Regions from separate parts of the Homo sapiens genome. Here all the other regions are linked to region 3. A link is a loop called in an ENCODE intact Hi-C map of the cell type or tissue named here. Cell type or tissue: PC-3. All regions are shown on one strand. Region 1 has its middle 8.9 kb from the start of KIF3C. Region 2 overlaps ADGRF3 (adhesion G protein-coupled receptor F3). Region 3 overlaps RAB10 (RAB10, member RAS oncogene family). Region 4 has its middle 27 kb from the start of GAREM2. Region 5 overlaps KIF3C (kinesin family member 3C).

Region 1 (5,000 bases), 97 kb after region 3:
TTATCATGAACCAGGCATATTTCTTTTTTTTTTTTTTCCCGAGACGGAGTTTCACTCTGTCGCCCAGGCTGGAATGCAAAGGAGCCATCTCGACTCATGGCAACCTCCGCTTCCCGGGTTCAAGTGATTCTCCTGCCTCAGCCTCCCAAGTAGCTGGTACTACAGGTGCCCGCCACCACACCCGGCTAATTTTTGTATTTTTAGTAGAGACGGGGTTTCACCATGTTGGCCAGGATGGTCTCGATCTCTTGTCCTCATGATCTGCCTGCCTCAGCCTTCGAAAGTGCTGGGATTACAGGCATGAGCCACTGTGCCGGGCCTGAACCAGGCATATTTCTAGGCACTGGGAGAAATTATCTCATTGCACATTAATGGGAAGAAGAAAACATAAACAGATAAAGAAATATCTAGAATGTCATATTGTGGTAAGTGCTGTGAAGAAAAACAAAATGGAGTAAGGATATAGGGAATGACAAAGAAGTATTTTAGGAAGCACGGACAAAAAAGCTTCTCTGAGGAGATGACATTTGCAAATACAAGTGAATGACAGGAAGGAGGGAAGCCGAGTGAGACGCTGGGAGAGAGAGCTTGCAGGCAGAGGAAAGAGCAAGTGCGCAGGCCCTCAAGCTGGAAGGTGCTTGGCAGGACTGAGGAACAAGGAGGCCAGTGTTGTTGGATGAGAGTAGGGAAGGGGGGAATAGGAACACATGATACAGGAGAAGGGACCAGGAGCTTGATAGAGTACAGTGTACGTGCCCCAACAAGGACTTTGGATTTCATTCTTTTCTTTCTTTCTTTTTTTTTTTTTTTTTTTTTGAGGCAGAGTCTCTCTCTGTCACCCAGGCTGGAGTGCAGTGGCATGATCTCGGCTCACTGTAACCTCCGTCTTCCGGGTTCAAGTGATTCTCCTGCCTCAGCCTCCCAAGTAGCTGGGATTACAGGCATGCACTACCATGCCCGGCTAATTTTTTGTATTTGTAATAGAGACAGGGTTTTGCCATGTTGGCCAAGCTGGTCTTGAACTCCTGACCTCAGGTGATTCGCCCACCTCAGCCTCCCAAAGTACTGGGATAACAGGCGTAAGCCAGTGCGCCCAGCCTGGATTTCGTTCTGAGAGGGATGAGACGTCATTGGAGGATGGAGAGGAGGAGGTAGGATGATTTGATATGTAGTTCTGAAGGAAGACTCTAGCTGTTCTGTCGCAGAGGAAGAGTAGGAGGATAAGGGTGGAACCAGGGGTTCCTGTTAAAATACTACTGCAGCGTGCAGGTGAGAGATGTAGGGGGCATGGACTAAGAGGGTAGTGGTGGTAGCATGGAGAGTTTTGGAATCAGGATCAACAGATTTTCTAAGTAGAACCGGGATAGCATTTGTTGATGAATTGTATTTAGGGTAAGAGGAAGAGGAGTCAACATGTACGATGCTTTAAAACAAAATTGAGACAATTCTATATAGAGTTTGGTCAAAACTCTTTTAAAAATGTTCTTAAATTACTTTTGGAACAAGACACTTACTTATAGCAAATTAGAAGAACTCGAGTTGGGGAGACACAATATATTCATAGATGGATGGATAGCACCATTTAAAAAAGCAGATGGTAATTGCACATCGTACAAATTGCCCCAGAAGGTAAGGAAAGGAAGAGGCCCCTAGGTCTGGAGGAGGCAGGTAGTGTTGAAAGAGGAAGGTAGAGTTAGACCAGATAGAGGTGGATTGAGGGCTGAGCCTCAGGGCTTAGGACAGGGTGGTAGGAAAAACACTGTCTTTCGAGTGGGAGGAATTAGGCTCAAGTTCCAGTGCAGCCACTTACCAGGTAAGTGAATGTGAAGATTAGATAAAACATCTGTGACCCACCCATTAGGTTCTCAGTAAAGGGGAACAACTATGAACTGTTCTTTTTATAATATCCAGAGTCTTAATTTTCAGATTTTTCTATGATTTTTTTATTTAGGTTGACAAATCCTGTTCACCAGAAATTACAGCAGAGATTGTAGACAGGAAGCTGCAGAGGAAAGAGGCACAATGAGAAATCAAGCTTGGACACATTTGGTAGACTCCTATAGTTAGGTAATAACTCATACAGTTAGGTAATTGCATAACGATTGATAGCCCAGAAATTGGAGCTCATCCAGTAATTCTGTCACATAGTCATGTCTCCCTCTGCTGGCAAAACTTGGTTTGTTTGTTTTTGGTTTTGGTTTTGAGATGTCGCCCAGGCTGGAGTGCAGTGGTACGATCTCGGCTCACTGCAACCTCCACCTCCCAGGTTCAAGTGATTCTCCTGCCTCAGCCTCCTGAGTAGCTGGGATTACAGGCTCGTGCCACTAGGCCTGGCTAATTTTTGTATTTTTAGTAGAGACGGGGTTTCGCCATGTTGGCCGGGGTGGTCTTGAACTCCTGACCTCAGGTGATTTACCACCCACCTCAGCCTCCCTAAGTGGTGGGATTACAGGCGTGAGCCACCGCACCTGGCCTGTTTTTTGTTTTGTTTTTTTAGAGACAGGGTCTCCCTCTGTTGCCCAGGCTGGTCTCAAACTCCCAGGCTCAAGGGATCCTTTTGCCTCAGCCTCCCGAAGTACTAGGATAACAGGTGTGAGTCATTACACCCAGCCAGAACTTGGTTTTTGTAGGGTAAATCCAAACCTGAATTACTTGTATTTGAACATTTGTAGACCCCAGGATTACCAAAGAGTGAACTCTGTCTTCTTTGTAGAATCTTACTGTGGCTGTCATTGGGACCACACTGGAAGAAGGTGGTGGAACGGGAATCCCCTGTGGAAAAATGACTTTTGTTGTTGTTGTTGTTGTTGAGACAGAGTCTCGCTCCATCACCTAGGCTGGAGTGCAGGGGCGCAATCTCAGCTCACTGCAACCTCTGCCTCCCAGGTTCAAGCGATTCTCCTGCCTCAGCCTCCTCAGTAGCTGGGACTACAGGCACCTACCACCACACCTGGCTAATTAAGGTATTTTTGGTAGAGGCAGGGTTTCTCCATGTTGGCCAGGCTGGTCTTGAACTCCTGACCTCAAGCAATCTGCCTGCCTTGGCCTCCCAAAATGCAGGGAAATACAGGCGTGAGACACTGCGCCCTGCCAAGAACTTTCATTATCAAAGGAAATGCAGCAAAGGAGCTTCTTCCTCCCACCAAGCCAGTGACGGGTCTGTATTCAATGAAGTTGTCATTCAAACCAGGACTGGGAAGCAACTGATCTGTACCTTACCATCATAGGAAGCTCACCCCGTAGCACAGGGGAAACACTAGGAGGGCTGCAGGTTTGGAGTCTGTAGACTGTGCCACTTGGCTGCGTTTCCTTTCTTAGTCACTTAATCAGTCTGAAGCTTAGGGTCCTCCTTATAATGTGAGGATATTAATAGTTTCTCCTTTCCTGGGATTTATGTGAAGATCAAGTGAGTAACAAATGTGATAATACTTTATTAACTGTTAATCACACTACAAATCTAAGGGTTTATTACTGTGATTTCTTTGTCTCACCTTTCCATTCTCTTGCCTTGAAGGTTTTTTTTTCTTTTCTTTGAGACAGAGTTTCGCTCTTACTGCCCAGGCTGGAGTGCAATGGCACGATCTCGGCTCACTGCAACATCCACCTCCTGAGTTGAAGCGATTCTCCTGCCTCAGCCTCCCGAATAGCTGGTATTGCAGGCGCCCGGCTAATTTTTGTATTTTTTAGTAGAGACAGAGTTTCTCCATGTTGGCCAGGCTGGTCTTGAACTCCTGACTTTGTTATCCGCCCACCTCAGTCTCCCAAAGTGTTGGGATTACAGGCGTGAGCCACCACGCTCGGCCTTTTTAATACATATTTATTTATTTATTTATTTATTTATTTATTTATTTATTTATTCTTGCCTTGAAGGTCTTTAAACATTCATTCATGGCCAGGTGCGGTGGCTGATGCCTGTAATCCCAGCACTTTGGGAGGCCGAGGCAGGTGGATCACCTAAGGTCGGGAGTTCGAGACCAGCCTGACCAACATGGAGAAACCCTGTCTCTACTAAAAATATACACAAAAAATTAGCTGGATGTGGTGGCGCATCCCTGTAATCCCAGCTACTTGGGAGGCTGAGGCAGGAGAATCACTTGAACCTGGGAGGCAGAGGTTGTGGTGAGCCGAGATCGCACCATTGCACTCCAGCCTGGGCAACAAGAGCAAAACTCTGTCTCAAAAAAAAAAAAATTAATTCATTTGCTTAATGGCCAATATTAACTATATTAACTATATAACAATATTATATAATAAATATATTAACTATATATATATATATATTTTTTTTTTTTTTTAAATAGGGTCTCTCTCTGTTGCCCAGGCTGGAGTGCAGTGATGCAATCTTGGCTCACTGCAACCTCTGCCTCCTGGGCTCAAGCCATCCTCCCACCTCAGCTTCCTGAGTAGCTAGGACTACAGCCACATGCCACCACACCTGACTAATTTTTGTGTTTTTTGTTGAGGTGAGGTTTTGGCATGTTGGCCAGGCTGGTCTCGAACTCCCGAGCTCAAGCAATCCACTGGCCTGGCCTCCCAAAGTGCTGAGGTTACAGGCATGAGCCACCGCCCTCGGGCAAATACTAACTACCTTAATTGCAGCCAGAACTGTGTTGGGTATGGGAAAAGGAGACACAAAGACAAAAAACATGGCCCTTGTCTTCAACACTTTATGGTGAGAGAGACAGACTCAGTTAGCCACAGTACAAGTCAAACTGTGATGAGTACTAGGGGTCTAGCTAAACAGAGAGCTATAGCAACATGAAGAGAGGAAATTTTTTTTCTTTTTTACAAATTAATTAATTTTTTTAAAAGATGGGGGTTTCAGTATGTTGCCCAGGCTGGTCTTGAACTTCAGCGCTTAAGTGATCCACTGGCCTCAACCTCCCAAAGTGCTGGGATTACAGGCATGAGCCATCGCACCTGGCCAAAAGGAAAAATAATTCTGGTAGAGTCAGGGGAGTCAAATAAGTCTTCCCAGAAGAGGTGATGCTCATATGGGA
Region 2 (5,000 bases), 240 kb before region 3:
TATAAGGGATTAACTTGAGTGTTCTAAGAAAAACTTGATACTGGAAAGAATCTTGCTCATAACAAAACATGCTTTCCAAAGAGCACTGTGAATGGTTCTGGAGTAGAGGCAATAAGTCGAGGAAGTATTTCACTGGTTACAAGTACTAGGGAGGTGGAAGATTTAGGGAAAACCTGGAAGGAAATATTTTCCTAGGAGAGGAGGGAGTGTTGATGAATACCTGTGGTTCCTTAGGCATTCAAGTTTGAATTAACTTTCAGTTTATCTTGTCGGAGAAACAAACAAGCAAACAATACAGTTATAATACAAAATTTAAAACTTTCTTAATCTTTGAGATTTGAGGGTTAGCCATGGAGGCTAGTGCCTATAATCCCTGCACTTTGGGAGGCTGAGGTGGGAGGATTGCTTGAGACCAGGAGTTCAAGACCAGCCTGGGTAACATAGTGAGACCCTGTCTCTGCAAAAATAGAAAAAAAAATTAACATAAAGTTTGGTTATAACTTTGTATATATATTTTTTGAGACAGACTGTCACTCTGTTGTCCAGGCTGGAGACCAGTGGCATGATCACAGCTCACTGTAGCCTTGACCTCCTGGGCTCTGGTGATCCTCCCACCTCAGCCTCCCAAGTAGCTGGGACTACAGGCACATACCACCATGCCCAGCTAATTTTTCTATTTTTTGTAGAGACGGGGTTTCACCATGTTGCCCAGGCTGGTCTCAAACTTCTGAGCTTATGGGACCTACCCACCTTGGCCTCCCAAAGTGCTGGAATTACAGGTGTGAGCCACCATGCCTGGCCTAATTTTGTATTCATCACTTTTTGTTTTGTGCTATTTCTTTTCAAGTAGTTGCTCTCTAGTTTGTTGGCTTCCCATCCTGCTTTCCAGTATGGACAGCCCTTCATGATCTAATTCCACCTCCATTTCTATTCACACCTCTGGCAGCAATGATCCCAAACTGCAGTACTGTAGTTCTCTGACAGCACAACAATCTGCATCATACCTGTGTACTTTTAATTGTGTTTCCCAGTGTCTAAAATGTCTGTCCCCTCACAAGGCAAACTCGTTTACCCAACTACTGAACAGATCTCTATTTTAACACATTCCAGTGTAGAAGTCTGGGGAATAAAAGAAGTTAAAGTGTTCTAAACTCCTTGAGATGTCAAAGACGCATGTTATCATCTCTAAAGAAACTTTCTAAATAAGTGGTAAAAATATGTGTAACTAAAAGCTAATGGGGGAGGAGTTCAAATGAGATAATTATAAAAAGAAATTAACTCAAAACAGGGAAATAAGGGAGAAAAAAAGGAGCAGAAAAAGTGGACTAAATAGAAAACACATAGACAACAGATTTAAACTTATCAGTGATTATAATTGACTATAAATAGCATAAATGATTTAATAAAGGTAAGGGTAGTCTAACTGATTAAAAAAAAAACTAAACCAAAATATGTGCTATTTATAACAGATATCTAAAGGTTTTTTGTTTGTTTCTTTTGTTTTGTTTTTGCCTTTTGTTTTTTGTATTTTAAAGATTGGTCTCACTCTGCACCCAGGCAGCAGTACAGCGCACAATCATAGCTCACCGCAGCCTCAAACTCTTGGGCTCAAGTGACTCTCCCACCTCCGCCTCCCAAGTAGCTGGGATTACGGGTACACACCACTGTGCTCAGCTCAGAATACATATACTTTTTTGTCTGTTTGTTTTTGAGATGAAGTTTTGCTCTTTCACCCAGGCTGGAGTGAAGTGGTGCAATCTCGGCTCACTGCAACCTCTGCCCCTGGGTTCAAGCCATTCTCCTGACTCAGCCTCCTGAGTAGCTGGGATTACAGGTGCGTGCCACCCCGCCCAGCTAATTTTTGTGTTTTTAGTAGAGACAGGGTTTCGCCATGTTGGTCAGGCTGGTCTTGAACTCCTGACCTCAGGTGATCCACCCGCCTCGGCCTCCTAAAGTGATTACAGGTGTGAGCCACTGCGCCTGGCCACACATACTTTTTTATTACATACAGAACACTTACAAAAGCTGTCCATAAGCTGGCCCATAAAACGGACCTCAAAAATGTTAAAGATTGATAATCATAAAGATGATCTTCTCTGACAAGAATGCAATCAAGCTAAAGGCAGTAACAAAAATATAACCAGAGAATTTCTTTTGTTTAGAAATTAAGACATAACACTTCTAAGTAGCCGACAAAGAAGAAATCAAAAGGGAAATCAGAAAATATTTTGAATGAAATAATAAAAATACATATCAAAATTGTGAGACGCAGGGGCCCAGTTCTAGAAAAGATGGAGTAAGCATCCTCCACCCTGTCTCTCCCACTGAGTGAAGATGCACGGAACTGATATTTGAGGACTCTAGAAAGTAAATAGTAGCAGGTGGATTGGGGAAGAAGTCCAGAATTCAACATACCACCGAACTGGTGGTGAGCTTCACATTTTTTCTTCTGGTATGCACTGGCCTGAACTCAAGGCAACCTCAAATCCAGAAATGGGCAATTGCACAGACAGACAGAACTACAGAAGAAACCCCCTAGGTCTGGCTCAAGGAGAGGGAAGGAAGACCCTAACACTCAGAGAGAGTGGAGGAAATTCTACCTTTTTTTTCTTTTTTCTCTGTTCTTTCACACCCAGCCTCTAAGCAATCCCATGGCAGCAGTGGCGGTGAGGATCCGCAGGAGCCGAGAACTCTGAGGGAGGGGAACTTCCTCTGATCAGAATTTATGGTGCCAAGAGGGCAAGGCAAACCTCCATTGCTTTTTGTCTCTGCTACAAGGCCCCACCTGTGAACAGTCACAGTAAGTGCATGGTAAAGCAGGGAAATAAAGCCCTGGATTTCTGGCCAGAGAACCAAAAAGAGGAGTCCCAGGGAATCAGAAAGTACTAGAATGACCAGAAAGGAAGAGGACAAGAAGATGACCCCAGACAGTTTTATGAGCTCCTGGGATCACTTCCCAGTTGTACAGGCGTGGATCTGACTCTAAACCACAAACCACCAGCAGAACTGCACTAAGAGATCGACCATCCATCACGCAGGTCCCGGGCCGGCCACTGGGTGGCACACATCTGCAGAAGATCTGAATAGCACCGTAAAGGTTTTGAAATGAGAATTGATGTTGAAAGAAGCACAGTCCGCAGTAGGTTGATCAGAACTTGTGATTGAACCAAGCCAGGTAGATTACCTGCTAAAAAAGAAACATTAACACTTCCCACAGGTTTTAAACAAGATCCAGAGTCTCATAACATAATATTCAAAATTTCCAGGATAAAACTCAAAATTAACTGGCATTTGAAGAACCTGGAAATCTCAACTCACATGGGAAAAAACAATCAACATTTACCAATGCTGAGATGACAAAGATGTTGGAATTATCTAAAAAAGACATTAAAGTACCTATTACAAAAGTGCCATAAGTAAATGTGAACACTGTTTTAAAAACAAAAGAAAAGGCAAAAAGCCTCAAGGAGGAAATAGAAAATATAAAGAAGAACCAAATGGGAACTTTAGAACTGAAATATATAATAACCAAAAATGTAAAAGTTATTGCATGAGCTCTGTATTAAATTACTACCATGGCTGCTATAATAAATACCTACAAATGTAGTGACTTAAAACAAAACAAATGTATTATGTAATGTAATGTGTTCTGAGAGTGAGATGTGTGAAATGAATCTTACAGAGGTAAAATCAAGATGTCAGCAGATCTGCATTTCTTCTGGAAACCGCAGGGAAGAATCCATTTGCTTGCTCTTTCCAACTTCTGGAGCCTGTCATCAATCCTTGCCTCAAGGCCCTTTCCTTTATCTTTAAAGTGCATCAGTTTCACTGGACACAGTGGCTCACACCTGTCATCCCAGAACTTTGGGAGACCAAGGCAGGAGGATCATTTGAGCCCAGGAGTTTGAGACCAGCCTGGGCAACATAGTGAGACCCCATCTCTACAAAAAATAAAAATAAAAATTAGCCAAGCGTGATGACACACACCTGTGGTGCCAGCTACCCAGGAGGATGAGGCTCACTTGAGCCCACGAGGTCAAGGCGGCAGTGAGCCATGATTGTGCCACTGCACTCCAGCCTGGGCAACAGAGTGAGACCCTGTCTCAAAAAATAATTACATAAATAAAGTGCTGCATCAGTTCAACCTGTGCTTTTTTGTTTCTCACATTCGTGTCTCCCTTTTACAAGGACCCTTGTGATTACATTGGGCCCACACAGATTATCCGTGATAATATCCCTCTCAATATTCATAATTTAATCACATCTGCAAAATCCCTTTTGACATATACATTTACATATCCAGAAGTTCTAGGGATTTGCACATGGACATCTTTGGGTGGTCATTATTCTGTCTATCCAGGCTTAACAGCAGAACAGAGATGACAGAGAAAAAAGTCAGTCAACTTGAAGATAGATCAATAGAAATGATCCAATCTGAAAACCAGAGAAAAAAGATTGAAAACCTGAACAGAGCCACTGGGATCTGTGGATAAAATACTAAAAAGGCAGCTGGGCGCAGTGCCTCATGCCTGTAATCCCAGCACTTTGGGAGGCTGAGGCGGGCGGATCACGAGGTCAGGAAATCGAGACCATCTTGGCTAACAGGGTGAAACCCCGTCTCTACTAAAAATACCACAAAATTAGCCGGGTGTGGGCATGCACCTGTGGTCCCAGCTACTCAGGAGGCTGAGGCAGGAGAATCGCTTGAACCTGGGAGGCGGAGATTGCAGTGATCGGAGATAGCACTGCTGCACTCCAGCCTAGGCAATAGAGCGAGACTCCGTCTCAAAAAAAAAAAAAAAAACTAAAAAGGCCTAATAGTTGTGTCATTAGAGCGCCAGAGAAGAGGAGAAATAATTCAGTGCAGAAAAACAATTTGAAATAGTGGCTGATAAAAGACATAAATCTACAGAAGCAAAAGCTCGCCAAATCCAAAAAGGATAAGTCCAAAGAAAGCCCACCTTAAACACATCATAACTGCTAAAAACTAAAGTCAAAGA
Region 3 (5,000 bases):
CACTTCTAACCTTCTTCCTGACTTTTAAACTTTAACGTGTCCTTATTTCTGTTATTATTCATCTCTCATTGCCAAAATGTGAGACTGAAAAGGGTAGAGATTTTTATCTGTTTAATTGAGTTAAATTCCCCATACCTAGAACAATACCTGACATTTAGCAGGCAATCCAAGAAATATCTGTCAAATAAACAGATAAATGATGTTTTCTGGAGAAATTAAAGAGTCCCTGAGAAACATGTTTTGCCCTTAATTTGAAACATCACTTGACAAGCCCCACCCTTTTCTACTCTGCTTTCCATCAGCTTTTTAGCGCCTCAGGCCAAAGGTTCCAATGAGATATCAGAATTTTTTTTTTTTTTTTTGGGGGGGGAGACAGGGTCTCGCTCTTTTGCCCAAGCTTGAATGCGGTGGCATGATCTCAGCTCACTGCAACCTCCACCTCTCAGGTTCAAGCCTTTCTTCTGCTGCAGTGCCCAGAGCGGCTGGGACTATAGGCCTGTGCCACCACACCCAGTTAACTTTTGTAATTTTAGTAGAGAGGGGGTTTCACTATGTTGGGGAGGCTGGTCTTGAACTCCTGGCCTTATGTGATCCGCCCTCCTTGGTCTCCCAAAGTGCTGGGATTACAAACATGAGCCACTGCATCCGGCCAGATATCAAAACAATTAAGGGAAAAAAAAAAGTTAACAGAGGCAGTGTGAGACATAATAAATTAGAAAAGCAAACCAAGAGGTCTGACATCTAACAGAAGTTTGAAAAAGAACAGAGAAAGTGACATATAGAAAATAATAAAAAAAAAAGGCAAGAAAACAGAACTAAAAGAATCTACTTCTAAACTGAAAAACCCACCAAGAACCTAGCATAATGAACAATAAGCATAAAACTTACACCAAAGTACATCACAATGAAATTTCAAAATACCAGAAATAGTTTATAAAAGTATGCGCAGAAACAAACTAAGCCACCTTAAAAGATCAACTCTCAACTTCTCAATAACACTAAAATCCAGAAGACAAAATGACAGTATCTTTTAAAAATACTTTCAACCTATATCCAGCCAAAACCAAATGAAAGGCATTCCCAGACATGGAAGATCTCAAAATATTTAGCTCCCATGCATCCTTTCTAAGATAGCACTAAGAAATTGCTTTACCAAACCAACAAAGAGGAAGAAATGAAATCCATTCAACAGTGTGAAGTAAAGGGTAGACAAAATTGCCTAGAGAGCAACCAGTTCAGAACAGAAAAGTTCCAGGGGGGATTTTTCCTGGGAGTGGGAAGGAGGAAACAGTATTAGAATTTATATGAAAAACAAAAGGATCTGACAATTCTACATGAGATAAAGAAGAGACAGTGCCTTGAAATCTAGGCAAATGTAACAACGAACTGTAAACTACAATAAAAACAAAAAAACAAAAAGTTGTCCGAAAAAGAAAATGCAATTATAGTACACTACTTGGCTTAGCAGTTAACCAAAATATTTATTACTAATTGAAATGATTAAGAAAGAGGTGCCAGGAATATCTGGTGGTGTAAGAGTATTAAATTCTCATCTTCCATAACAAGAAGAGTGTTTCTAAGACTAGGTTTTTTTAAAGTTTAGAAACATATGACTAGAGAATATGGAGTTGAATAACAGAAGAAAAAGCCTAAAAATGTTTGGGAAAGGTAAGGCACAGGTGCATACAGGGCAAGAATTTGTTGTTGCAGTTGCTGCTTCACTGTCACAGCCCTGAAGTAATAAGACTTCTAAAAATCTGTACCTATTAATAGAAATAAAAATGAGGCTAACAGAGAAGGAGGTATGTTTACAAATGCATTCTCTCCACTGCTTAACCACTTCAATTCAATCCATCACTCTCTCTTTTTTTTTTTTTTTTGAGACAGAGTCTCACTCTATCGCCCAGGCTGGAGTGCAGCAGCGCAATCTCTGCTCACTCCAACCTCCACCTCCTGGGTTCAAGCAATTCTCCTGCCTCAGCCTCCTGAGTAGCTGGGATTACAGGCACCCACCATCATGCCCGGCTAATTTTTGTTTCTAGTAAAGACAGGGTTTCACCATTTTGGCCAGGCTGGTCTTGAACTCCTGACCTCAAGTGATCCACCCACCTTGGCCTCCCAAAATGCTAGGATTACAGGCATGAGCCATCGTGCCCGGCCTCAATCATCACTCTCTATGAATAAATATATTTCTGAGCATGGCCCCAAGCCACCTCTCCAGTCTTATTCCCTCCAGTTTTTCTCCTGTAGTCACATTCAAACACAACTTTCATAGCGCTAAACTTTTTTCAAGTAAATATCATGGTTTCATTAGTGTGTACTTTCCACCCTCCCCCACCCTATATACCCACATGCAAACACCTAAGAAAAACTGAAGATAAGCCGGGCATGGTGGCTCATGCCTGTAATCCCAGCACTTTGGGAGGCCCAGGTGGGCGGATCACGAGGTCAGGAGTTCGAGACCAGTCTTGCCAACACGGTGAAACCCTGTGTCTACTAAAAATACAAAAATTGGCTGGGTATGGTGGCGGGCGCCTGTAATCCCAGCCACTCAGGAGGCTGAGACAGGATAATCACTTGAGAATCACTTGAACCGGGGAGGGGGAGGTTGCAGTGAGACGAGATCGCACCACTGCACTCCAGCCTGGGCGACAGAGCAAGATTCGCAAGACTCCAACTTGGTGGGGGGACAAGTTAAACTAAAGATGAACAGGGTGGAAAAGCTTATAAAATTGAGAGATGAGAGGAAAGTCAATAGCTCAGCTAATAAGAGATGCTAGAAAAGCCTACCACCCTCTGAAATTCTGTCAGAAGAAATAATCAGACTCTCCTGCAACATTACCATTTGCTAAATTAGCACAGAAATCACAGGGTTTGATCCAAACAGTGATTCCTTTTTTGGTTTTGCTTATGTAAAAACACACTAAAGGAAATTCTCACTTTTTACAGATTCCTAGGGCCCAGCTCAAGAGTATTTCAATTTTTAGCTGCTCAAGAGAAAAACAGTATCAGCCACCATATCTGCCTTAATGATGTTGCAGAAGCACCATCCAGTGGCAAGAGGAGTAACTGCAACCTCTAGCCACTCTATCAGTTTTCCAGAGCTTGGCTTCTGATGACTTATCAATACACAGTAATTAATGCAGGCAGAACCAACCAACCAAATAACCAAACCATCATTTATAGTTAAATGATCCATTTCTGGGGTTTTTAACAAGTGAAAATCAAGTGTTTTCCACCTACCTGGAAAGGAAATAATCATACACCTGTATCGTTTGAATGCCGCTTAGGCATTGGATTTCAAGACCAGGTTCTAGTCTTAGCTTTGTTACTAACAGTATACATTTTGAAAAGGTCATTTTCCAATATGGGTATTTGTTTCTTTATCTGTATGCAGATGTGAAAATGTAGAATGTGAAAGTTTCCTCTAAAGATCCTTTTGTGTAATAATAGTAACAGCGTAGTTAACATTTTACAATGTGCCTGGCACTGTTAGAAGATCTTTGCATGGATTAACTCATTAAAACCTCAGGATAATCCTAGTTCATAGTATTATTTCCTTTCTGCAAATGAGGAATAAAATAAAAAGTAACAGCAGAAAGGCTGGGCGTGGTGGCTCACACCTGTAATCCCAGCATTTTGGGAGACCAACGTGGGCAGATCACCTGAGGTCAGGAGTTTGAGACCAACCTGGTCAACTGGTGAAACCCCGTCTCTACTAAAAATACAAAAATTAGCTGGGCATGGTGGCAGGCGCCTGTAATCCCAGCTACCAGGGAGGCTGAGGCAGGAGAATCACTTGAACCCAGAAGGCAGAGGTTGCGGTGAGCCGAGATTGCGCCATTGCACTCCAGCCTGGGCAACGAGAGCGAAAATTCGTCATAATAATAGTAACACCAACAACAGCAGCAGCAGCAGCAATAACAGCAGTAATACTAATGTTTACTAGGTAATTACTAAGAGTGCTAAGCATTTCACATATACTGTCTCACTATTCATAAAAATCCTGAGAGTACCAATATGCCTATTTTATAAAACAGGGAGTTCAAGGTAATTTACTTAAAGTTGCAGGATTAACAGATGGCAGAACCAGTATTCAGTACCATGTCTGATTCATACCATGCATGCTTTTAACCTACACTAAGTTCTGTTCATTTTTATTTTTTGAGGTAAAATTCACAGTAAACTGACCACTTTAAAGCGAACAAAAAAAAAGAAAAAATAAAGTGAACAATTCATAATGTTGTGTAACCTCCACCTCTAAATAGTTGCAACATGTTTTCATCACCTCAAAACGACCCCATATCCATTCAGCAGCTTCCCATTCTCCCCTCCCCTCCAGTCCCTGGAAACCACTCATCTGTATTCTGTCTCAGTGGATTTACCTATTTTGGATACTTCATGAAATAGAAGCAAACAACATGTTAGCTTTTGTGTCTGGCTTCTTTCACTTAGTATGTTTAAGGTCCGTCCGTATTATGCAGCACATATTAGTATACCGTTTTTATGACTGAATAATACTCCACTGTATGCGTACACCATAATTTGTCTATCCAATCATCTCCTGATGGAAATCTAAATTGTTTCCACCTTTTGGCTTTTATGAATAGAGCTGTTAAATTCCACCTTTTGGCTTTTATGAATAGAGCTGCTATGAATATGCATATACATGTATTTGAGTATCTGTTTTCAATTCTTTTGGGCATACACAACAGGTGGAACTGCTGAGTCACATGGGAAACCTTAGTTTAACTTTTTAAGGAATTGCCATGGTGGCTGTACCATTTTACATTCACATGAGCAACGTATAAGGGCTCCAATTTCTCCACGTCCTCAATCATACTTGTTACTTTCCTTTTGTGTTTTTAAATAGCCATCCTAGTGGGTAGGAAATGATACCTCATTGTGGTTTTTTATGTGCATTTCTTTAATGACTAATGATGTTGAGAACTTTCCATGTGTTTGTTGATCACTTGTACGTCTTTGAACTCCACAAGTCC
Region 4 (5,000 bases), 57 kb before region 3:
TATATGTATGGTTTTTTATATGTCAACAATAAAAACAAAACAAAAATGATTTGTAAGTGACCTGTTTCTCCTTCAGATTATCTTTGCTTTCTTGAGGACTTGATTATGCATTCAAAATTATACTGATGTTGTATTTCTAAGGTATCTGTAGTGGAGGAGGGGCGCTCAGGTGCTCAGGTTAGCTGGTCTACTTTAGCACCCGGCTTAAAGCACAAATGGGAAGCTTGATCTGCTCTCCTTCATGCATTCATTCATTCACTCATCTAACTATGCATATATATATATATATATACACACACACACACACACACACACACATATATATTTTGAGATAGGGTCTGCACTCTGTTGCTCAGGCTGGAGTGCACTTGTGTGATCATGGCTCACTGCAGTCTCGACCTCCAGACTTAAGTGATCCTCCCACCTTAGCACCTCAAGTTAGGACCACAGGCACATAGCACCACACCCAGCTAATTTTTTATTTTTTGTAAAGATGGACTCTCCCTATGTTGCCTAGGCTGGTCTCAAACTCAGGGGCTCAAGAGATCCTTCTGCTTTGGCCTCCAAAAGGGCTGGAATTACAGGTGTGAGCCACTATGCCTGGCCTCATTTAACAATATTTCTTGGGCACCTACTATGTGCCAGGAATAGTCAGGCACTGGGGATCCTGTGTGAGGCAGGACAGATTTTATCCTAGCTCTCAGAGAGCTGCTCCCAGCAGAGAGAAAGGTTTTGTTTTTTATCCTCATGATTTTGCACTGTCCCTCAGCTATATCACCCACCTATCAATATTATTTCTTCCACTGGTTTTCCTGGAGACTGTCTTCCTGCTCCCCTCTGGGTAGGTTGCTTCCAAGTCCAACTACATAGCCCCTCCAGGACTGGCCCACACTTGAGTCCCTGTTTTCTGAGTCTCCGGCTTTTCTTTTCCTTGGTGTACTCTTTCCTTTTCCTAGAGTAGATTCCTGAGAAGGACAGCAAGGGAAAAAAACATTTACCTGTTTGCATATCTGAATATGTCATTTATTTTGCCTTTACATTTGACAAGTAAGTTCCTTTTCTATTTTTGTATTTTCTCTCTGATAATTACTTTATGTCTTAGTCTGTTTTGTGCTGCTATAACAGAATACTATAGACTGGCTAATTTATAAAGAACAGAAATTTATTTCCCCCACTTTTTTTTTTTTTTTTTTTTTTAATGAGACAGAGTCTTGCTCTGTTGCCCAGGCTGGAGTGCAGTGGCTTGATCTCAGCTCACTGCAACCTCCGCCTCCTGGATTCAAGTGATTCTTCTGCCTCAGCCTCCAGAGTAGCCTCCCGAGTAGCTGGGACTATAAATATGTGCTACGACATCCAGCTAATTTTTGTATTTTTAGTAGAGACGGGGTTTCACTATGTTGGCCAGGCTGGTCTCAAACTCCTGTCCTCAAGTGATCTGCCTGCCTGGGCCTCCCAAAGTGCTGGGATTACAGGCAGGAGCCACTGTGCCTGGCCTATTCTTCTCTTGAATCATTTTATTTCAGTGGATAGTTTTTATTTTAGAGATCATTTTTTCATTATTTGTTCTTTTTTATAGCATCCTATTCTTAATTTATGGATCCCATGTCATTCAAAAATATTGCTTAAAGTGAGTTTGGGGTTTTTCTTTGGTTTTCCTTACCTTTTTTCCCCTGAAGTCTCCTTTTTATGTTTGTTAGTTGTTTTACTGTCTCTTTTATGTCAACATGAAGAACTGAATATCTGACTCAATCTGGGTGTCAGGTATGTGGATTGTTATTTTTATTTATTTTATTTATTTTTATTATTATTATTTTTTGAGACGTTGTTGCTCTGTTGCCAGGCTGGAGTGCAGTGGCACAATCTCAGCTCACTGCAACCTCCACCTCCTGGGTTCAAGCAATTCTCCTACCTCAGTTTCCTGAGTGGCTGGGATTATAGGTGTGTGCAACCATGCCCGGCTATTTTTTTCTGTAGATTGTTATTAATTTTCCTATACTTTTCTTTATGTTGACTGATTTCGTATATACGGTTTTGGTAGATTGGAAACTTTGTATGTGTTTATATGTCCTCAGAACTGGAGGAATCTGCTATAAGGGGCCTTTTTGTTGGTGAACTTCCATGTGACAGAAGGACTTCCTAATCTTCTGCCTGAGTACATGTATTTGGCTGCTAAAATTCTGGGAAAGGGAAGGAAGAATGAAGGAAAGAAGCTTAGGAGCCCATTATTCAAGACAGGCGTCCACTTCATTCCTTGTTTTTGATACTATGACTCACCTCCACCTCTCTCTGGGCCTGGTGGCCTCACATCTGAAGCCTCTATAGTTTCATTTCTGCAAATAATAAGGCTTGAAGAGGGGTGACAGCAACTCCTGGCTGTGAGGGGTGGGAAGGGACACTTGGGATCCGTTATTTCCTTGCTCCATTTTTAGCCCATTGCCATATGCCTCAGTTGTCCATGGTAACTGGTACCTATAAATCCTGGAACTCTTGGGATCCCATCAGAGAAAATATACCCACTTCTTATCGACATCCCCCTTTGAAAACAATGAGGTTGTAACTTATGCTCCACGTCAGTTAGCTCTGTTTTCCATCTTCCATTTTTTAAAGACTAATATTTACATACATAAAAATTTTAATTCTCACTTGCTGATGTCTCTTGCTCCCTAATTTTTATCTTTGTAGGTTTATACTTTTAAAATTCCGTGTCTGCCATGCTGGTGGGGGTAGGGAGAGATCATTTAATTTTGTGTGGCTATATATTACCCTAAAATCTTGATGGGCTTTTGAGAAATCTCTCATGGCACACTGAAGAAATGCAGTTTCCAGCATTGGTCACACGGTGGCGGAGCGACCCTACGTTTAATTTATAGTTTCTCCATGCAAGCCCCACTGCCAACCCCACAAGAGTTGGGGTATTGGAGTCCTGGCTAATCCAGCAAGGTGGACTACAGAATTGTAGAATATTTCCATTGAACTGTTGGAGAGCTTTCGAGTCCATCTCCTTTAGAGACAAGGAAATGATTCACAGGAGTCAACTAATGTATCCAATACCCGGAAGTAGTAAGAATAAATTTGAACTTTAAATTTTTTTTTTTTTTTTTGAGGCGGAGTCTCACTCTGTTGCCTAGGCTGGAGTGCAGTGGTGTGATCTCGGCTCACTGCAACCTCCGCTTCCCAGGATCAAGTGATTCTCCTGCCTCAGCCTCCTGAGTAGCTGGGATTACAGGCATGCGTTCCCATGCCTGGCTAATTTTTGTATTTTTAGTAGAGACGGGGTTTCACCATGTTGGTCAGGCTGGTCTCAAACTCCTGACATTGTGATCCTCCCACCTCAGCTTCCCAAAGTGCTGAGATTACAGGCATGAGCCACCAGGCCCCGCCTTTTTTCTTTTTCTTTCTTTCTTTTTTTTTTTTTGAGACAGTCTTGCTCTGTTGCCCAGGCTGGAGTGCAGTGGCATGATCTCGGCTTACTAATACCTATCTCAGGTTCAAGTGATTCTCCTGCCTCAGCCTCCCAAGTAGCTGGGATTACAGGCACGTGCCACCACACCAGGCTAATTTTTATATTTTTAGTAGATGCAGGGTTTCACCATGTTGGCCAGGCTTGTCTCAAACTCCTGACCTCAAGTGATCCACCAGACTCGGCCTCCCAAGTGCTGGGATTACAGGCGTGAGCCACTGTGCCCAGACTAAAAGTTATAATTGAAGTTGCCTTTGAATCAAGATGGGACTGTGAATGTATGGAAGTGGGGGTGGGGAAAAGGAGGCCGCTGCATCCCCTGCTTGAATGTGATGGGAGAGGGAAGCTGAAGGAACGTCACCGGTTCACTCACTGCATGTTCTGAGCACCTGCTGCGTGGACAGCAATGCAATAAGATTTGTGAAAACACAAAAAGGACTAGAGTCCCTGCCCACCACTCGCTCACAATCCATTAAAGAGATAAGCCAGTTAACCACAAACAAGGAAGTAGGCAATAAATGCCCAACGGAAAAGCAGGCCAAATGTATTCTTCTCGGGATTTAGAAGAGAAAGGCAACTGCTCTGCTCAGAAGTGGGGAATATACCTGCTGGTGGGATTCGGGCTGGCCTTGGGAAAATAGCATAGGGCCACCTTTCTCAAATTGTAATTTGTGTGAGACTCCTCTGGGGCTTTTGTGTAATCATAGATGTGAATTGTGCAGAGCAGCTGCAGTTCTCAGAAGCTCCCAGGTGATTCCCATGCAGGTGATCTGAAGAACACACTTTGAGTAGCAAGGGTATGGGAACTGGTTCATGAACTTGGCTGCACATGGGAATCACATAGGAAGTTAAAAACGAACAAAAAGCCACTATCATCTCAGGAATTCTGGGGTGCAACCTTGGCATTAGTTTGTTTGCTTATTGTGTAAAGAAAGTGTCTCACTATACCCTCAGGCTGGTCTTGAACCCCTGGCCTCAAGCAGTCCTCCCATCTCGGCTTCCCAAAGTGCTGGGACTCCAGGCATGAACCACTGCACAGAGCCAGTGCTTGTATTTCTAAAAGCACTCCCCTAATGTGCAGTAAAGTTTGCACACCACTGGCATAGTAGATATTTGTCACTCTTTTTGCCCATCCAGTTACCTAAATCCCCCATCTTAGAGTCAGAGGCCACCTCCCACTATTGAAGCTGAAAACAAGAGATTCTCCCTTTTCCCCACTTCCCTGGCACCTGGGGCAGGGGCATGTATTTTGGGCTTCACCAACCAATAACCATCCAGACTGTGAACAAGAAGCCACTGAAACAAAGCAGAATCCATACAGTATCCATCCACCTTTGCAGGAGTTTTGGCACTGGCGGCAGCCAGTTTTCAGAGGCAGCAGGGACAATTCTTGGGGCGTGATGTCTGTGTTGATCAGCAGTGACTACAGGGCCTTAGCAGACCAATTCTTTTAAGTCTAATTTTGAGCACTGGTCTTGATGCACAATCTTTTTTGTTGTTGTTTTGGAGGGCACACCCGGATCTTGGTGCACAGCCTTTA
Region 5 (5,000 bases), 140 kb after region 3:
CTCCCCTAAGGCCTCATCCTGACTGTCTCCTCTCCCATGAGTCCTTTAGGAATAAAATGCGTCTGAGGGCTGAGGGATGGGCCCACGTGCTGGAGTTTCTTCTACCTCCTCTGCCTGTATTTGATGAACCCCTCAAAATGGACGCTAGGTGCTGGCCAAAAGTAACTCCGAAGGCCCTGAGGCTACCATCTTTGCATAAGAATCAGTGATTTTAAATTTTTTAAAAATTATTTTTAGGGCCGGGCGCAGTGGCTCATGCCTGTAATCCCAGCACTTTGGGAGCCGAGGCAGGTGGATCACCTGAGGTCAGGAGTTTGAGACCAGCCTGATCAACATGGTGAAACCCCATCTCTACTAAAAATACAAAAATTAGCCGGGCATGGTGGCGCGCACTTGTAATCCCAGCTACTCAGGAGGCTGAGGCAGAATTGCTTGAACCTGGGAGGTGGAGGTGGCAGTGAGCCGAGATCATGCCACTGCAATCCAGCCTGGGCGACAGAGCGAGACAACGTCTCAAAAAAAAAAAAAAAACAAAAACAAAAAAGGCCGGGCGCAGTGGCTCATGCCTGTAATCCCAGCACTTTGGGAGGCTGAGGCAGGTGGATCACGAGGTCAGGAGATCGAGACTATCCTGGCTAACACGGAGAAACTCCGCCTCTACTAAAAATATAAAAAATTAGCCGAGAGTGGTGGCGGGCGCCTGTAGTCCCAGCTACTTGGGAGGCTGAGGCAGGAGAATGGTGTGAACCTGGGAGGCAGAGCTTGCAGTGAGCTGAGATGGAGCCACTGCACTCCAGCCTGGGCGACAGAGCAAGACTCTGTCTCAAAAAAAAAAATTATTTTTAAATTTGTTTTAAAAATTATTTTAAAAAATGTGTGTATATAGTAGTTGCATATATTAATATTGATGGGATACATTAGATTTTTTTTTTTTGGAGATGGAATATTGCTCTATCATCCACCCTGGAGTGCAGTGGTGCAGTCTTGGCTCACTGCAGCCTCCACCTCCCAAGTTCAAGCGGTCCTCCTGCCTCAGCCTCCTGAGTAGCTGGGACTACAGGCGCCCACCACCACACCTGACTAATGTTTGCATTTTTAGTAGAGATGGAGTTTCGCCATGTTGGCCAGGGTGGTCTCAAACTCCTGACCTCAGGTGATCCGTCCTCCTCGGCCTCCCAAAGGGCTGGGATTACAGGCATGAGCCACCTCGCCTGGCCACATGAGATGTTTTGATACAGGTGTGCAATGTGAACTAAGCACATCATGGAGAATGGGGTATCCATCCCCTCAAACATTTATCCTTCAAGTTACAATAATCCAGTTACACTCTTTAAGTTATTTTAAAATATACAATTTGCTGGCTTATACCTGTAATCCCAGCACTTTGGGAGGCTGAGGCAGGTGGATCACCTGAGGTCGGGAGTTTGAGACCAGCCTGGCCAACGTGGTGAAACCCCATCTCTACTAAAAATACAAAAATTAGCCAGGCATGGTGGCATGTGCCTGTAATCCCAGCTACTCAGGAGGCTGAGGCAGGAGAATCACTTGAACCCAGGAGGTGGAGGTTGCAGTGAGCTGAGATCGTGCCATTGCACTCCAGCCTGAGCAACAAGTGCAAAACTGTCTCAAAAAAAAAAAAATATATATATATATACACACACACACACACACACACACATATATATACAATTAAGTTATTGACTATAGTCACCCTATTGTGCTATCAAATAAAAGTATTTATTCATTTTTCTAATTTTGTGTACCTGTTAGAAGCAGTGATTTTTCAAGCTGCAGTATTTCTGTAGGGATCCTTTCCCCTTAACTTCTTGATTTTCCCCACCTCCACATTGCCTCTGCCTCTTTTTTTAAAATAAATAAATAATTAATTAACTTATTTTTTTTTGAGACGGAGTCTCACTCTGTCGCCCAGGCTGGAGTGCAGTGGTGTGATCTAAGCTTACTGCAAGCTCTGCCTCCCAGGTTCATGCCATTCTCCTGCCTCAGCCTCCTGAGTAGCTTGGGACTACAGGCACCCACCACCACGCCCAGCTAATTTTTTTTTGTATTTTTAGTAGAGACGGAAATGGTGTTTCACTGTGTTAGCCAGGATGGTCTTGATCTCCTGACCTCGTGATCCGCCCGCCTTGGTCTCCCAAAGTGCTGGGATTACAGGCGTGAGCCACCGTGCCCAGCCCCCTCTGCCTCTTGGCTTGTTGCTTCTAATCCTTCAACCCTCACATGCACCACGTGGTCTCTCGCTCACCCATTTTCCCATCACTCCTTCATTCCTGCTCCCAGGTACCTAATCATCGAGAACTTCATCCCGCCGGAGGAGAAGAACAAGATCATGAACCGGCTTTTCCTGGACTGTGAGGAGGAGCAGTGGAAGTTCCAGCCACTGGTGCCAGCCGGCGTGTGAGTCTCTAACCCAGCTGTCTGGGCTGGGGGACTTGTGGGTCCACTCCAGGTCGGGGCTGGTGAGGGGCCTGAGGCCTTGCCTGCAGGGAGACAGATGTTTTGTGGATTGGGGAAAAGATGGGGAGGATGCCGATGGGGGATGAATTTCTCAGGATCTAATTGTAGGGGTCTCTATGATGGAAGGGTGTTCTGGGAAAAAAAGTGTCTCATTGGCCTGGGATGCAGAAAATACCTTGTGAGGGATCTCGGGAGGGAGGAAGAGCATCTCAGCCTCTTGACAATCCTAGCGAATGCTAACATCTGGCCAGGTCTGGTGAATATTCATTTGTCAGATGCCCGAAATAGCAACCACAGTTAATATTTGCCAAGCGCTACTGTGTGCCGGATGCTGTGCAAGACTCAGGAGACAGAAGATAAATTAGACATGGTCCGAGCTCACAGTCCAGTGGGAAATAAGTAATCAGATCATGATGTGATAGAGCTGTGATCCAATCTCAGTGCGCTCGCTCATCCGGGTGATTTCAGCATTTCCACCTGTTTCCATGTCCTAGTCCTTGGGTGCAGCTGCGGCCATTGGCTGGGTGTGTGGCTCCCTCTGCTGGTGGCCATGAAGAACATCCCAACAGAGTGAGGCCTTGCCCGGCTGAACCATGGGCCCTTAATTGCAAATATATAGAGAGAGGTGCTTAGGAGGCTGGACACCAATGCACCTTCCTGGAGATTATTTGCTCTCTCTAGAATATTAATGTTAAAATAGGGCAAGAGTCTCCCTAAATCTGGGATGGGAAGCTAGCAAGAGGTCTACAGCTTCTCACTGAAGCATCAGATGCCTACTTGGTTATTTTTTTTTTCCTTTCTTCCTTTTCTTTTCTTCTTCTTTTTTTTTTTTTTAACAACTATAGCTTAGATGCCTATTTGATCTTTCTTAAAGGCTGATTTTACTTAAGGTGATACCACATAAGTTTGTAAGTGGCAAGCACGTGAATAGAGGACTTTTCAATGGTATTACTTTGCACCTACAATCCACCTTTCCAATCTAGGTAGAGATTCTCAATAGTACATCAGCTGTCATAGAGGTTTTCCACCCTGGCTGGAGCTAGAATACCTGCAGAGAGTCTGATTTAAAGGGTCCCAGGTCTTAGGTTTTGTGATTCTGCATTTGAAGCCAGGCTAGAAAACCACTGCTCCAATGACATTTGCTGGAGTTGGATGCTGGCGAGGCTTCACTCTGAAGGGTTATCTTATGCTTAGAAAAGTTCTTTCTAGCTGGGCGTGGTGGCTCAAGTCTGTAATCTCAGCACTTTGGGAGGCTGAGGCAGGTGGATGGCCTGAGGTCAGGAATTTGAGACCAGCCTGACCAACATAGTGAAACCCCATCTCTACTAAAAATACAAAAAAAAATTAGCTGGGCGTGGTGGCAGGCGCCTGTAATCCTAGCTACTAGGGAGGCTGAGGCAGGAGAATCTCTTGAACTCGGGAGGTGGAGGTTGCAGTGAGCCAAGATCACTCCATTGCGCTCCAGCCTGGGCAACAAGAGCAAGACTCCGTCTCAAAAAAAAAAAAGAAAAGAAAAGAAAAGGTCTTTCTGCTGGGCATGGTGGCTCATGCCTGTAATCCTGTAATCCCAGCATTTTGGGAGGCCGAGGCGGGTGGATCACTTGGCGTCAGGAGTTTGAGACCAGCCTGGCCAACGTGGTGAAACCCCGTCTCTACTAAAAATACAAAAAATTAGCCGGGTGTGGTGGCATGCACCTGCAGTCTCAGCTCCTGGGGAAGCTGAGGCAAGAGAATCACTTGAACCCAGGAGGCAGAGGTTGCAGTGAAACTTGCTCTTTCGCCCAGGCTGGAGTGCAGTGGTGTGATCTTGGCTCACTGCAACCTCCGCTTCCTGGGTTCAAACGATTCTCGAGCCTCAGCCTCCCCAGTAGCTGGGATTGCAGGTGCATGCTACCACGCCTGGCTAATTTTTTGTATTTTTAGTAGAGACGGGGTTTCACCATGTTGGCCAGGCTGGTCTTGAACTCCTGAGCTCAAGTGATCCACCTGCCTCAGCCTCCCAAAATGCTGGAATTATAGGCATGAGCCACTGCACCAGTCCTTAGAAAAGTTCTTGAGTTTAAAGTTTGCAGGTGAAGGAATTTCTTTACATTGGATGTAGTAGTGCCACCAATGTGCTCAACTAGTTGTGGGATGGGAGAGGCTTTGAGAAGGTGTGCATTAACTTTTGTTGTTGTTGTTGTTTGAGACAGGGTCTCACTCTGTCACCCTGGCTGGAGTGCAGTGGTGTAATCACAGCTCACTGCAACCTCAGCCTCCCCAGGCTCATGTGGTCCTCCTCCCAGCTAATTTTTTTTTCTTTTTTTTTGGTATTTTTTGTAGAGACAGGGTTTTGCCATGTTACCCAGGCTGATCTCGAGCTCCTGGGCTGAAGCGATCTGCCTGCCTTGTCCTCTCAAAGTTCTAGGATTACAGGCGTGAGCCACTGCGCCTGGCCACGTCAGCTTTTTATTTTGAAAACAAGAATTGCAAGAATAGTATAAAGAATTCTCGTATACCCTTCACCAGATTATTAACATTTTGCC

Evidence for each region. A loop is a pair of places that touch in the nucleus more often than their neighbours do. Peaks named below come from ENCODE experiments on the same cell type or tissue, not always from the same donor. Only the 100,000 strongest peaks of a DNase experiment are listed, where the experiment ranks them.
Region 1: it touches region 3 in a loop (4-fold over the local background); 21 of 110 quality-filtered maps call a loop at or near these places.
Region 2: it touches region 3 in a loop (16-fold over the local background); 11 of 110 quality-filtered maps call a loop at or near these places.
Region 4: a loop joins it to region 3, with 6 times the contacts of the local background. A loop is called at or near these places in 64 of 110 quality-filtered maps.
Region 5: a loop joins it to region 3, with 16 times the contacts of the local background. A loop is called at or near these places in 6 of 110 quality-filtered maps.

What each region holds. Positions count from the first base shown.
Region 1 is chr2:25,988,879-25,993,878 of GRCh38, reverse strand. No RefSeq gene overlaps it. Among named protein-coding and RNA genes, the nearest start is that of KIF3C, 8.9 kb to the right of the region's middle. RefSeq lists a silencer at 2,032-2,081. In PC-3, a CTCF peak has its summit at 2,165 (motif pointing left); a DNase peak (open chromatin) is centred at 2,118; H3K4me3 peaks cover 730 bases.
Region 2 is chr2:26,328,259-26,333,258 of GRCh38, reverse strand. The region is part of intron 1 of ADGRF3 (adhesion G protein-coupled receptor F3); the gene reads left to right. Among named protein-coding and RNA genes, the nearest start is that of SELENOI, 15 kb to the left of the region's middle. In PC-3, CTCF peaks have their summits at 2,846 and 3,047 (motif pointing right); a DNase peak (open chromatin) is centred at 3,018.
Region 3 is chr2:26,086,303-26,091,302 of GRCh38, reverse strand. The region is part of intron 1 of RAB10 (RAB10, member RAS oncogene family); the gene reads right to left. The region is part of intron 1 of LOC105374333 (a long non-coding RNA gene); the gene reads right to left. Among named protein-coding and RNA genes, the nearest start is that of RAB10, 55 kb to the right of the region's middle. In PC-3, CTCF peaks have their summits at 2,859 and 3,072 (motif pointing left); a DNase peak (open chromatin) is centred at 4,892; H3K4me3 peaks cover 505 bases; H3K27ac peaks cover 1,172 bases.
Region 4 is chr2:26,143,109-26,148,108 of GRCh38, reverse strand. No RefSeq gene overlaps it. Among named protein-coding and RNA genes, the nearest start is that of GAREM2, 27 kb to the left of the region's middle. In PC-3, a CTCF peak has its summit at 2,835; a DNase peak (open chromatin) is centred at 2,858; H3K27ac peaks cover 398 bases.
Region 5 is chr2:25,949,204-25,954,203 of GRCh38, reverse strand. KIF3C (kinesin family member 3C) reads left to right here. Exons shown (of 8, transcript NM_002254.8): 5 at 2,299-2,415. Among named protein-coding and RNA genes, the nearest start is that of KIF3C, 31 kb to the left of the region's middle. In PC-3, a CTCF peak has its summit at 3,015 (motif pointing left); a DNase peak (open chromatin) is centred at 3,043.